Regions from separate parts of the Homo sapiens genome. Here all the other regions are linked to region 4. A link is a contact called in ENCODE Hi-C or POLR2A ChIA-PET data. All regions are on one chromosome and are shown on one strand. The core of a region is the stretch at or near the end of the contact, and the rest is flanking DNA. Distances in the headings are between cores, read along the strand shown.

Region 1 (2,700 bases), core at 18-2,517, 110 kb before region 4:
GGGGCCAGAACAAAGCACTGTGCATTGTTCAGTTCAACTCTTGTGTTCACCTTCTTTTTTTTCCCATTTAATTCTGGAAATGTACAAAAATTTTACTCTAATGAGCTCCTGGAGTGCAAGGTATCTGTTCATAGAGGGTGTAGCCCCTTTAGGATGCCCTGCAACATTCCCATTCCTCATTCCTAGGAAATCTGGTCTCAGTAATTACCTTGGATTTTGAATTCTAGTTGAGTGGTATAAACATAAGAAATACCTCAAAATTTTACTCGAAGACCTTGCTGGAAATTATTCTATTACCAGCTAAATTTACCTTTAGCCCTTTCAGTGGAAGGGAAAATAATGGAAATATTCTTTTTTTTTTGAGACAGAATTTTCCTCATTGCCCAGGTTAGAGTGCAATGGTGCAATCTCTGCTCACTGCAACCTCCACCTCCCGGGTTCAATCAATTCTCCTGCCTCAGCCTCCCGAGTAGCTGCGATTACAGATGTGTGTCACCATGCCTGGCTAATTTTGTATTTTTAGTAGACAGGGTTTCTCTATGTTGGTCAGGCTGTTCTCAAACTCCTGACCTCAGGTGATCCGTCCTCCTCAGCCTCCTAAAGTGCTGGGATTACTGGTGTGAGCCACCGTGCCTGGCCCTGGAAAGATTCTTAATAGACACAGAGTGCCGATACTGCTTCCTCTTAAAGAGAAGTGGCTTAATTGGCTCTGGTCTATTTTAGTGGTAAGGTAGTATTAGGGGATTATAAGAAGTAAAAATCTACTTATCCTAAATAGCTTTTAGAAATTCAGGACTACCAGCTTTTTGTTCCTTAAATGTATAAAATAACTCCTCTGTGAGGTACTCCCAGTTATTTCTCAAGTCTTGGACTGAATTGGGTTACAGAATGGCACAGTTATGTAAATTATAGCTCACTGTTTATCTCTTCTCATATACCTTTACTTAGGTTTCAGTACGTGCCAAATAAGAAGAGAGAATTAGTCTAGTATTTCTTCTAATTCTTTGGTCCGTACTTATGTTTTCTATGTTATGCGAGTCTGTGTGAAGAGAGTCCACCAACAGGCTTTGTGTGAGCAACAAGTCTGTTTATTTCACTTGGGTGTAAGTGGGCAGAGTCCGAAAAGAGAGTCAGTGTAAATATTGACACACAGTCCTTTTGCAAGGGTGAGGGCTCGAGTTAAGGCAATGAGTTTGGCTTGCTGAGAGGTAGTGGAGTGGGGCAGAGCGGTAGCCTCAACGATAGATGTGGAAGATACTATAGCATAGCCTGCCTTTGCTGGTGTGTGGCAATTAGGCCTGGTGGAATTGCCATCAATAAACCAAGTGTGATCAGGGTGAGGAACAGGAAAGAAGGAAATATGGGGAAATGGGGTGAATGCCAGGTGGATCAGAGAGATACAGTCATGGGGGTCAGGTGTGGTATCCGGAATAATGTGGGAGGCTGGATAGAAGTCCGGGCCAGGAACATGGTAATTGTGGGAGACTCAACAAAGAGTGAGTACAGCTGAAGAAGTGGGGTGGTGGCGCAGAAAGTATATGCATCAGGTGTGAGGAAGAAAATAGATTTTGAAAGTTATGAGAACTGTAGAGAGTGAGTTGAGCATAGTTTGTGATTTTGAGGGCCTCTAAAAGTATTAGAGCAGTAGCAGCTGCCGCATGCAGACATGAGGGCCGGCCTAAAACAGAAAGGTCAAGTTGTTTGGACTAAAAGGCTACAGGGGGCAGTCCCGGTGCTTCTGTAAGAATTCTGACCACATACTCTAGAGAACATGACTCTCTAGATGAACTTGAACTTGAATACAGGGCTTCTCTTCTCCCATTTCTAGTCAGAGGGCTATCCTCCCAGGAGGGGCAAGATGTCAGTATTTCTCATCCTTCCCCCTACCTGTTTCTCAGGCTAAGCACCAGGCAAGTGTGACCAAGAGGTGGGGACTGTCTTCTACCCTGCTTCAACCCATGGGATAGAAGCTCTCTACATTGCGCACATAGCCACCAAGAATATTGAGGCCCCAATTACACTTGCCCAGGTTGTAAGGTGGTGGTTCCATGCTGGGAGAAGCAAGATAAGAAGACCCAATTACACTGTCCTTCCATTCCAGTGAATGCTCAACTCCTGGAATAGGTGTGTCATGTGGAGAGATTTGTGCCTTTTTTTTTTTTCTTGGGATGGAGTTTCGCTGTTGTTTTCAGGATGGAGTGCAACTCCCAGGTTCAAGTGATTCTCCTGTCTCAGCCTCCTGAGTAGCTGGGAGTACAGGCTTGCACCACTAAGTTTGTATTTGCCCGGCTAAATTTGTATTTTTAGTAGAGATGGGGTTTCTCCATGTTGGTCAGGCTGGTCTCGACCTCCCGACCTCAGGTGATCCACCCGACTTGGCCTCCCAAAGTGCTGGGATTACAGGCATGAGCCACCATGCCTGGCCTATGTGCCTTTTTAAAAATCATCCCAAACTCCACAGCCATGGCTTGGAGATTTTGCCTGAGGGGAGAAGCAGGCCATAACACACCTAGCTCCTACTTTCTTCCCAGGGGACATGACTTTTTTGCAAAAGTGTTTGGAGAAGCTTAAGCCTAAGGGGCTCTCCAACACAAGGGAGGTTGTCATGACAGGCAATCGAAAGGATATTGGTAGACTCACTGGAGATAGAAACTGTAGGCTGGCTAGTTTGACTGAGAGAACCAGGGAAAGAGATAGCTG
Region 2 (2,700 bases), core at 73-2,572, 76 kb before region 4:
TAGGCACTCCCCACCACGCCTGGCGAATTTTTGTATTTTTAGTAGAAACGGGGTTTCGCCATGTTGGCCAGCCTGGTCTCAAACTCCTGACCTCAGGCGATCTGCCCGCCTCAGCCTCACAAAGTGCTAGGATTACAGGTGTGAGCCACCGCACCCACCATGAATATTCTATTAGATGTTAAAACACATCATAAACTCTAAATAATTAAAACAGTATGGTTCCAAAATAAAACTAGAATGATCAGTGAAGCAAAATAGAAAACCTAGAAAAAAAAGCCAAATATATATGGGTATTTAGTCTATGATACAGATACTATCTTAAATTGGAGAAGATAAATGTATTATTCAAGAATTGGCATTTGAGGCTGGGCGCAGTTGCTCACGCCTGTAATCCCAGCACTTTGGACGCCGAGGCGGGTGGATCACCTGAGGTCAGGAATTCAAGACTAGCCTGGTCAACAACATGGTGAAACCCTGTCTCTATCAAAAACACAAAAATTAGCTGGGCATGGTAGCACATATCTGTAATCCCAGCTACTTGGGAGGCTAAGGCAGGAGAATCACTTGAACCCAGGAGGTGGAGGTTGCAGTGAACCGAGACTGTGCCATTGCACTCTAGCCTGGACGACAAGAGCAAACCTCCATTTCATTTTTTTTTTTTTGAGACAAAGTCTCATGCAAACCTCTATTTCAAAAAAAAAAAAAAAAAAGTTGGTGGTTGAGCTACTGGGTAGCCACCATGGAAAATATTATGTTGGATTCACACCTCATGTCTTATACCAAGATATATTCCAAAGGGATCAAATATTTAAATGTATATATATAATAAATCAGATATATATACACACATACAGTGGCTTCTCAATAGTCATGGTAGTTACGTTTTATAAAGTTGCTGCAAACATTGAATTAGCAAATATTGAAACATTCCTTCTGAAAAATACAGGGTTAGGTTCCTGAAAGCCTCTGATAGACAACACTTTTGTCAACAGATCAGTATATAACCTTGTATGTATCTTGGTTTAAAGACACCTTATTGAAAACATATTGTTGATTCATTAACATTGAATTAGTGGCCAACAGCCTATAACTCATGCCTAAACGATGCTTATCTAACCATATTTTCTCTCTAACGCATGTCACAGTCTTCTTGCACTTAGAAACACTAGTTGGCACTACAGCACTACCCTTGGAGGGGCCATTTTAAACAGCAAAATCCCCAGAGGGGCGCAAAAAAAAAAAAAAAAAAGCACAGAATGTGAAAAAGATGGCACTAAAATAGACCTTGAAAAGAACACCTGTTTATAGTATGGAAGCTGAAACAAAGCAATGTTGCCCTGTTTGACCTCAGCTAAGCATGTGCATGTCGGACAACTCAAATTTTTTTAGACACTGCACATCTGTGAATGACTGTGAAACCACCACTAGTATTGATTTGAGGTTATGAATAACTTTTACCAGGTAGGCAAATTTGAAAATATAAAATCTACAAATAATGAGGATCGACTGAGCATGTATGTCATATACACATAGTCATATAAATTATGATATAACTATTCACTGGAATGCTAGCAACTGCAAAAAAGAATGAGGGGGCTCTCTACATACTTGATAAGGTTTCTAAGAGAAATTAAGTTAAAAAAAAAAAGCAAGGTATAGAATAGTATGCATAGTATATGACCATTTGTGTAAAAACAAGTGTGTTAGGGCCGGGTACGGTGGCTCACGCCTGTAATCCCAGCACTTTGGGAGGCCAAAGTGGGCAGATCATGAGGTCAGGAGTTTGAGACCAGCCTAACATGGTGAAACCTTGTTTCTATTAAAAATATAAAAATTAGCTGGGCGTGGTGGTGTGTGCCTGTAATCCCAGCTACTTCGGAGGCTGAGGCAGGAGAATCGCTTGAACCCGGGAGGCAGAGGTTGCAGTAAGCCGAGATCGCACCACTGCACTCTAGCCTGGGTGACAGAGCGAGACTCCATCTCAAAAAAAATAATGGGTGTTGGAGAGGAGTCTGGGTGGCTCAAGGATAGGTGTGGTCCGGGTAGCCTCTCACTACACACTCTTTTACTGATTTTTTATTGTGATAATAAAGACATGACAAAAAAATTTTGTCATCTTCACAATTTTTAAGTGTACAGTTCAGTAGTAAAGTATATTTACACGGTTATAAAACAGATCTCCAAAACTGTTTCATCTTGCAAATCTGAAACTCTGTACACATAAATTTCCCTTAGCCTCCTCCCTTTAGCCCTTGATACTCTTTCTTGTTTTACCATGTGAACTGGTTGCCTATTCAAATAACTGAATTTTTAAAAATAAGGAAATAGGTACATATACACACTTGTGGCCGGGTGCGGTGACTCACGGGTTGGGTGTTGGGTATTATACCCAACACTTTGGGAGGCCGAGACGGGTGGATCACTTGAGGTCAGGAGTTTGAGACCAGCCTGGCCAACATGGTGAAACCCTGTTTCTAATAAAAATACAAAATTAGCTGGACATGGTGGGATATGCCTGTAATCCCAGTTACTCAGAAGGCTGAGGGCAGGAGAATTGTTTGAATCTGGGAGGCAGAGGTTGCAGTGAGCTGAGATGGCAACACTGTACTCCACCCTGGGTGACAGAGCAAGACTGTCTCAAATATATGTTAATTGCAGAAAAAGTAGCAAAAACATGCGGTTAAAAGAAAAAATAGGCGG
Region 3 (2,700 bases), core at 152-2,651, 78 kb after region 4:
TCAAGCAAGTTAATTCCTCACACAGGCAAGATTATTCCTGCAAGCGTCCCTTACCTTGGAGGTCTTGTCAGCAGCAGACTGAAACTATGTAGAATTCAAGCAGCAGAGGCTAGCGTGTGTTTGAGTGAGCAGCGTGGGAGGGGAAATGGAATGCTTCCTCAAGGCCTTTTGGAAACTTTTAAGTTACTGTCAATGAAGCTGAACCAGGCCACTTAGTAACTTTAAAGTTACGGTCAACGAAGCTGAACAGGTTTCATTTAAATCATGAAAATAAGGAAATCAGTTTTTATTTATTTTTTAACCAGAAGACAAAGCCCTGTTACGGACTTTGACTAAAAGAGTCAACTGAAAAAACAAACCAAAAAACCAATCCTCCTTTTTCAACAAATATTTACTGGACTTGTCCCTGTTGTCAGGGTGCTCAGAGCTTTGTAGATGAGACAGGTAAGTGAGCTGGCAGGTGTAAGTATCCACAGAAGCAGTAGAAAATGCTGGAGACACAGGACCAACCTTTACTTGGCCTTGGCAGGTTATTTCTCCTCCCATCTCCAACCCACTTTAAGCATCAGTTATGGTCCCTGCCTGAAAGGCTTTTAGTAGAAATTTCAAAGCAGTGAGACAGTCATGCTTATAACAACTAAACCTGACTTCACCTATTAGGGGAGAGCATTTTTATTTTTATTTATTTATTTTTTTGAGATGGAGTTTCACTCTTGTCACCCAGGCTGGAGTGCAATGGCGTGATCTCTGCTCACTACAGCCTCCACCTCCCAGGTTCAAGTGATTCTCCTGCCTCAGCCTCCCGTGTAGCTGGGATTACAGGTGCCTGCCACCATGTCTGGCTAATTTTTGTATTTTTAGTAGAGACGGGGTTTCGCTGTGTTGGCCAGGCTGGTCTCGAACTCCTGGCCTCAAGTGATCCACCTGCTTCGGCCTCCCAAAGTGCTGGGATTACAAAGCATAAACCACCATGCCCAGCCAGGGAACAGCATTTTTATTACTGGCTAGGACAATCTTGTTTCAATAAAACACTGCCACACACTGTTACACAATTTATACATACAAAAACAGGTTGTACAATCCCTATCAGCCATCTAATATTTGTCACTTCCCAGACATCATTAGTTTGATGATGACTTAAATTCTCATTTCACAATTTTTCAGAATTAGAACTCTTATGTGGAGTCAAGTATCATTCCTGCTGGAGATAGTCTCTGTGAGTTTCAGCTAAACTCAATACACCTTTCTCTTGTCACATCACTGGCCCTTTGCCGCTCCTGCTGGGAATGTATTGTATTCAGGCACATCACATGCAAGTCCAGGTAAATAAGTAGCTGAAGGTAGAAGCTATGATTCAGCTGTGTCTCAGGTGAAGGAAAACAAGTGTTTCACTGTGGTTCAGTCCAAGAAGGTGTGTTCCCTTCTAATTACAGTGATGAGTCCCTGTGTTTGAGTCTACCCACATGTTAATCTAAGCTAAAGGCATAAAAAAAATCACTAAGCTTCCTTATGGTAGTAGAAGTAGAGGTAGTTTTACATCTACAATTATTTTTTAAAAAGTCTCTGATCATTTTAAAGCCACAGTCTTGATCAACAAAGGTTTAGAAGTGTCTGAAGATAGGATATGTTTCATCAGAGGGTCTTCATAGAATAAATGCCTGGCAATGGGATTGCTGTGGTCATGGGTGGGTCTGTGAAAGTAGAGTGTTCCTGAAACTGTAGTGAAAACCATGTTGGCACCTGGATTCACCAAGATCTGGGGCCTCATAGACGCTTGTTTTTGGAGTGCTGCCTATTCAGTGGCTCCGTGGCTGGCAGACACAGGCCACGATACTTGGGAAGCAAAGAGTTGGGCTATAGAGATGGAAGAGGGCTGGACAGCAGCCATAGTACAAATAAAGAGAGGCCTCACAGTGACCAAAAGAAGGAAATAGAATGGAGTGCGGAAGTGCAGGAGTGAGCAATGGAGACAGGATGGCTGGGAAACCCTTTAGCTTTTCCAATTTCATAAACTCAGAATCTCCCAAACTAGATTTTTACAAGTCAAGAAGAATGATCTTCCATTTACAATTCTGATACATATATTTTTGTTTGGACAACTATAAATTTCATTTATCTGTCTACATATTTATTTCTGAATAGGCACTATAAGCATAAGTATAAAATTTAAAAGTTACAAATGGAAAAACAAATTTTCTTTTTACCCCTGTTTCATGGTGACCCAGTTTCTCTCCACAAAGGCACCTACTCTTCCCAGCAACTTGTGTGTCCTTCCTGGGAGAGACTGTGCGTATGTAAACGTGTGCATTTTTGAACCACAAATGATAGACAGCATGCTATTCTGCACCTTGCTTTTTTTTTAACTTATTTTATCTTGGTGTTCTTTCAGTACCCATAGATCTTCCTCATACTTTTTAATGACTGCATAAAGTTACATCGTAAGGATGAAATGTTATTTAACCAGTTCCTTACTGATGGGGCATGTAGGTATATTTCAGTCTTTTGCAAATACTAACAACATTGCAACAAATGTCCTTATATGTTTATTACATGTGTGAATAATTTTCTGGAAATGGAACTGCTGTGTCAAAAGGTATGATAGAAAAAATGTTACAGCTATTGCCAAATTGCCCTCGGTAGACATTTTGTGATGCATACCCAAATATTCAACAGTGTCTATATCTTCTCACTAATAAAGTG
Region 4 (2,700 bases), core at 153-2,652:
GTCTACATCTCCTGTTAGATGGCCCCTCTGCTGTGGCTCTGTAGATTCTACTAACATGACTCCTTTTTTTTATTCTTTAGTCTGCAAGTGGAGATGGAATTCTGTTGCTATTTTCTGAGTTTGTCTCCTTACCTCTAGGGACCTAGCTAGGTAACAGGTAAAAATCAACTGTCTTGTGGAAACGCCACTGCTAGAATGAGTGAACTTCAACTGTTTTTAGGCTTTTTGTTTCTCAAAATTAAAACTGCAGGAAAGGACCAAGCAATTTGCCTAGCATGGATCATTTACCTTTAAGGTAATTTACCTGCCCCTTGGCAAGGGGAGAGCAAAGCACCTGGATTAATAGTCCTAATGCTGAAATCAAGGACAGATAATTCCCCTAAAAGAAATGAGAGTTGTTATCCTAGGTAAGAAACACAGATGCTGCTAAGCTTAAATAATCTATTTCCACTGTATGAGGATGCTGATAATATCTGTCCCATACAATTGTTAGGATTAAAGCGTAAAATTATAAAAGTTAACAGTGCCTGGTAAGTTCATGATAAGGGCTCAATAAATGTTGGGTACTGTTATTAAGATGTTTTCCACATTCGTTTTCAGCTTTTAATATTTTAATTATTTTCCTAAATAAAATTTAGAAACATTTTCCAGGTTTTTAAAAAATTTCTTTGGGATTTTTATTGGACTCAAATTTATAAGTTAGGAAGAACTAATATATAATACTTAGATCTTAAAAACATCAATGATACGTATTTTGATCAAATTTTTATGGTTCCTAGCAAAATTCTGCAGTTTATTTCATGCAACGTCTTAACAACTTTTGTGTTTATTCCTATATATTTTATGATTTCGGATTTTTTTTTTTAAGTCTCTGTTGCCCAGTCTGGAGTGCAGTGGTGCTATCTCAGCTGACTGCAACCTCTGCCTCCCGGGTTCAAGTGATTCTCATACCTCAGCTTCTGGAGTAGCTGGGATTACAGGTGCGCACCACCATGCCTGGCTAATTTTTGTATTTTTAGTAGAGACAGTGTTTTGCCATGTTGGCCAGGCTGCCTTGGCCTCCCAAAGTGCTGGGATTACAGGTGTGAGCCACCGTGCCCGGCTCAGTTGTTACGGTGAATGGGATTCCCCATCTTATGCATAAATTACTGCAGAGACCAGTTACTTCCTAAGGTAGATTAGGTTTGAAAATAGAAATATAGATCCAACAACTACTCAATGTTTGCTATTTGCTTGTTGAGAATCCTTACAGCCTGGCAATTCCAGGGTTATAGAAATCTGGCCCACATTCAGATATAATTGAATTGTCTTTACAGTGTTGACCTGTAGGTGTCACTGTTGGTCAAAGCAATCATCTGTTTAGCAGGGAAGTGAGTTGTGTTGACTTTGTATCCAGGAGGTCACCATGGAAAAGTTTTTGCAGTCAACAGACAATGCCCCACATTTATGAGCTGCTTTACTTTCCAGCACCATTGGTAACTTGCCTTTCCTACTGCCTATAATTGCAGGTTTGTATCTTTTAAGTTAAAAATGTGGCTGGACGTAATGGCTTATCCCTGTAATCCCAACATTTGGGGAGGCTGAGGAGGGAGGGTTGCTTGAGCCCAGAAATTTGAGACAAGCCTAGGCAACATAGTGAGACCCTGTCCTAACAAAACAAAACTTTTTTTAAAAAAATTTTCCATCCATTCTTCTTTCCCTGCAGTGAGCATATGTGTGAGGTTATTCCATTTTGAATAACTCCATGGGTCATTCGTTTTATTTACACTTAAATGATGCTTACTGTGTTCCAGGCACTTTTAAAAGCACTTGGCAAATATAAACCCATGGAATTCTCATAACCCTAGGAAATAGATACTATTATGATCTTCACTTTATTGATTTGGAAACTGAGGCACAGAGAGGTTGAGTAACTTTCCCCAAGTCACACAGCTGATAAATGATGGGGCTGAGATTTGAATCCAAGTAGCCTGGCCTCATAGTATTCTTGTGAATGTGAATAGTGTCCCTGAAATAGCAGAGTTCTTATTTGCTCACCTTCCCTGTCTGACTCTTAATTGTTGACTTTTCCTTTTTTTTGCAGTGTCTTTTATTGTGACATAATCGTAACTTAAAGAAAAGTTGCAAGTACATAGAACTTTTCCCCCTAAATTATTTGAGAATGTTGTTGATCTGATGCCCTGTTACTCCCAAATGCTTTAGTGTATATTTCCCACAGACAAGGACATTTTCCTGCATAACTACATTACAACCATCAAAATCAGAAAATTAGGATTGATGTGTGTATTAGTCTGTTCTCACAGTGCTATAAAGAACTACCTGAGACTGAGTAATTTATGAGAAAAGAGGTTTAATTGACTCACAGTTCCACAGGCTGTACGGGAGGTGTGGCTGGGGAGGCCTCACGAAACTTATCATGGCGGAAGGCGAAGGGAAGCAGGCATGGTCTTCACGTGGTCGGAGCCGGAGGAAGAAAGTGAGGGGGGAAGAGCTACACACTTTTTTTTTTTTTTTTTTTTTTTGAGACGGAGTCTCGCTCTGTCCTCCAGGATGGAGTCCAGTGGCGTGATCTCCGCTCAGTGGTGCGATCTCTGCTCACTGCAAGCTCCGCCTCCCCTCCCGGGTTCACGCCATTGTCCTGCCTCAGCTTCCCAAGTAGCTGGGACTACAGACGCGTGCCACCATGCCCGGCTAATTTTT

The links. Hi-C counts contacts between places; a loop is a spot of excess contacts on that map. ChIA-PET counts read pairs that join two places held with the same protein, here RNA polymerase II (POLR2A). Pooled maps may share reads with other maps.
Region 1: a loop to region 4 is called in a map of K562, with 2.9 times the contacts of the local background. The contact joins two enhancer-like sites. A Hi-C loop is called at or near these places in 1 of 168 maps with a recorded cell type or tissue (K562), 1 of 37 single-sample maps with no recorded cell type and 5 of 50 pooled maps.
Region 2: a loop to region 4 is called in a map of GM12878, with 2.7 times the contacts of the local background. The contact joins two enhancer-like sites. A Hi-C loop is called at or near these places in 16 of 168 maps with a recorded cell type or tissue (CD4-positive, alpha-beta T cell, CD4-positive, alpha-beta memory T cell, GM12878 and 12 more), 37 of 37 single-sample maps with no recorded cell type and 20 of 50 pooled maps. POLR2A ChIA-PET finds 5 or more read pairs at or near these places in 10 of 52 experiments (A549, GM10248, GM12878 and 7 more).
Region 3: a loop to region 4 is called in a pooled map, with 3 times the contacts of the local background. The contact joins two enhancer-like sites. A Hi-C loop is called at or near these places in 5 of 168 maps with a recorded cell type or tissue (CD4-positive, alpha-beta T cell, astrocyte of the cerebellum, mammary epithelial cell and 2 more), 3 of 37 single-sample maps with no recorded cell type and 9 of 50 pooled maps. POLR2A ChIA-PET finds 5 or more read pairs at or near these places in 5 of 52 experiments (BJ, WTC11, activated CD4-positive, alpha-beta T cell and 2 more).

What each region holds. Positions count from the first base shown.
Region 1 is chr5:126,647,683-126,650,382 of GRCh38, reverse strand. No RefSeq gene overlaps it. Among named protein-coding and RNA genes, the nearest start is that of SPMIP10, 17 kb to the right of the region's middle. Within about 2 kb of position 1,267, at least 2 of the 41 ENCODE cell types and tissues checked have a DNase peak (open chromatin) inside an H3K27ac peak, as active enhancers do.
Region 2 is chr5:126,614,058-126,616,757 of GRCh38, reverse strand. All of the region lies in intron 3 of PHAX (phosphorylated adaptor for RNA export), which reads right to left. Among named protein-coding and RNA genes, the nearest start is that of PHAX, 14 kb to the right of the region's middle. Within about 2 kb of position 1,322, at least 2 of the 41 ENCODE cell types and tissues checked have a DNase peak (open chromatin) inside an H3K27ac peak, as active enhancers do.
Region 3 is chr5:126,459,797-126,462,496 of GRCh38, reverse strand. The region is part of intron 1 of GRAMD2B (GRAM domain containing 2B); the gene reads right to left. Among named protein-coding and RNA genes, the nearest start is that of GRAMD2B, 38 kb to the right of the region's middle. Within about 2 kb of position 1,401, at least 6 of the 41 ENCODE cell types and tissues checked have a DNase peak (open chromatin) inside an H3K27ac peak, as active enhancers do; they include mammary epithelial cell, where a contact is called at or near this core.
Region 4 is chr5:126,537,978-126,540,677 of GRCh38, reverse strand. No RefSeq gene overlaps it. Among named protein-coding and RNA genes, the nearest start is that of ALDH7A1, 56 kb to the left of the region's middle. Within about 2 kb of position 1,402, at least 6 of the 41 ENCODE cell types and tissues checked have a DNase peak (open chromatin) inside an H3K27ac peak, as active enhancers do; they include mammary epithelial cell, where a contact is called at or near this core.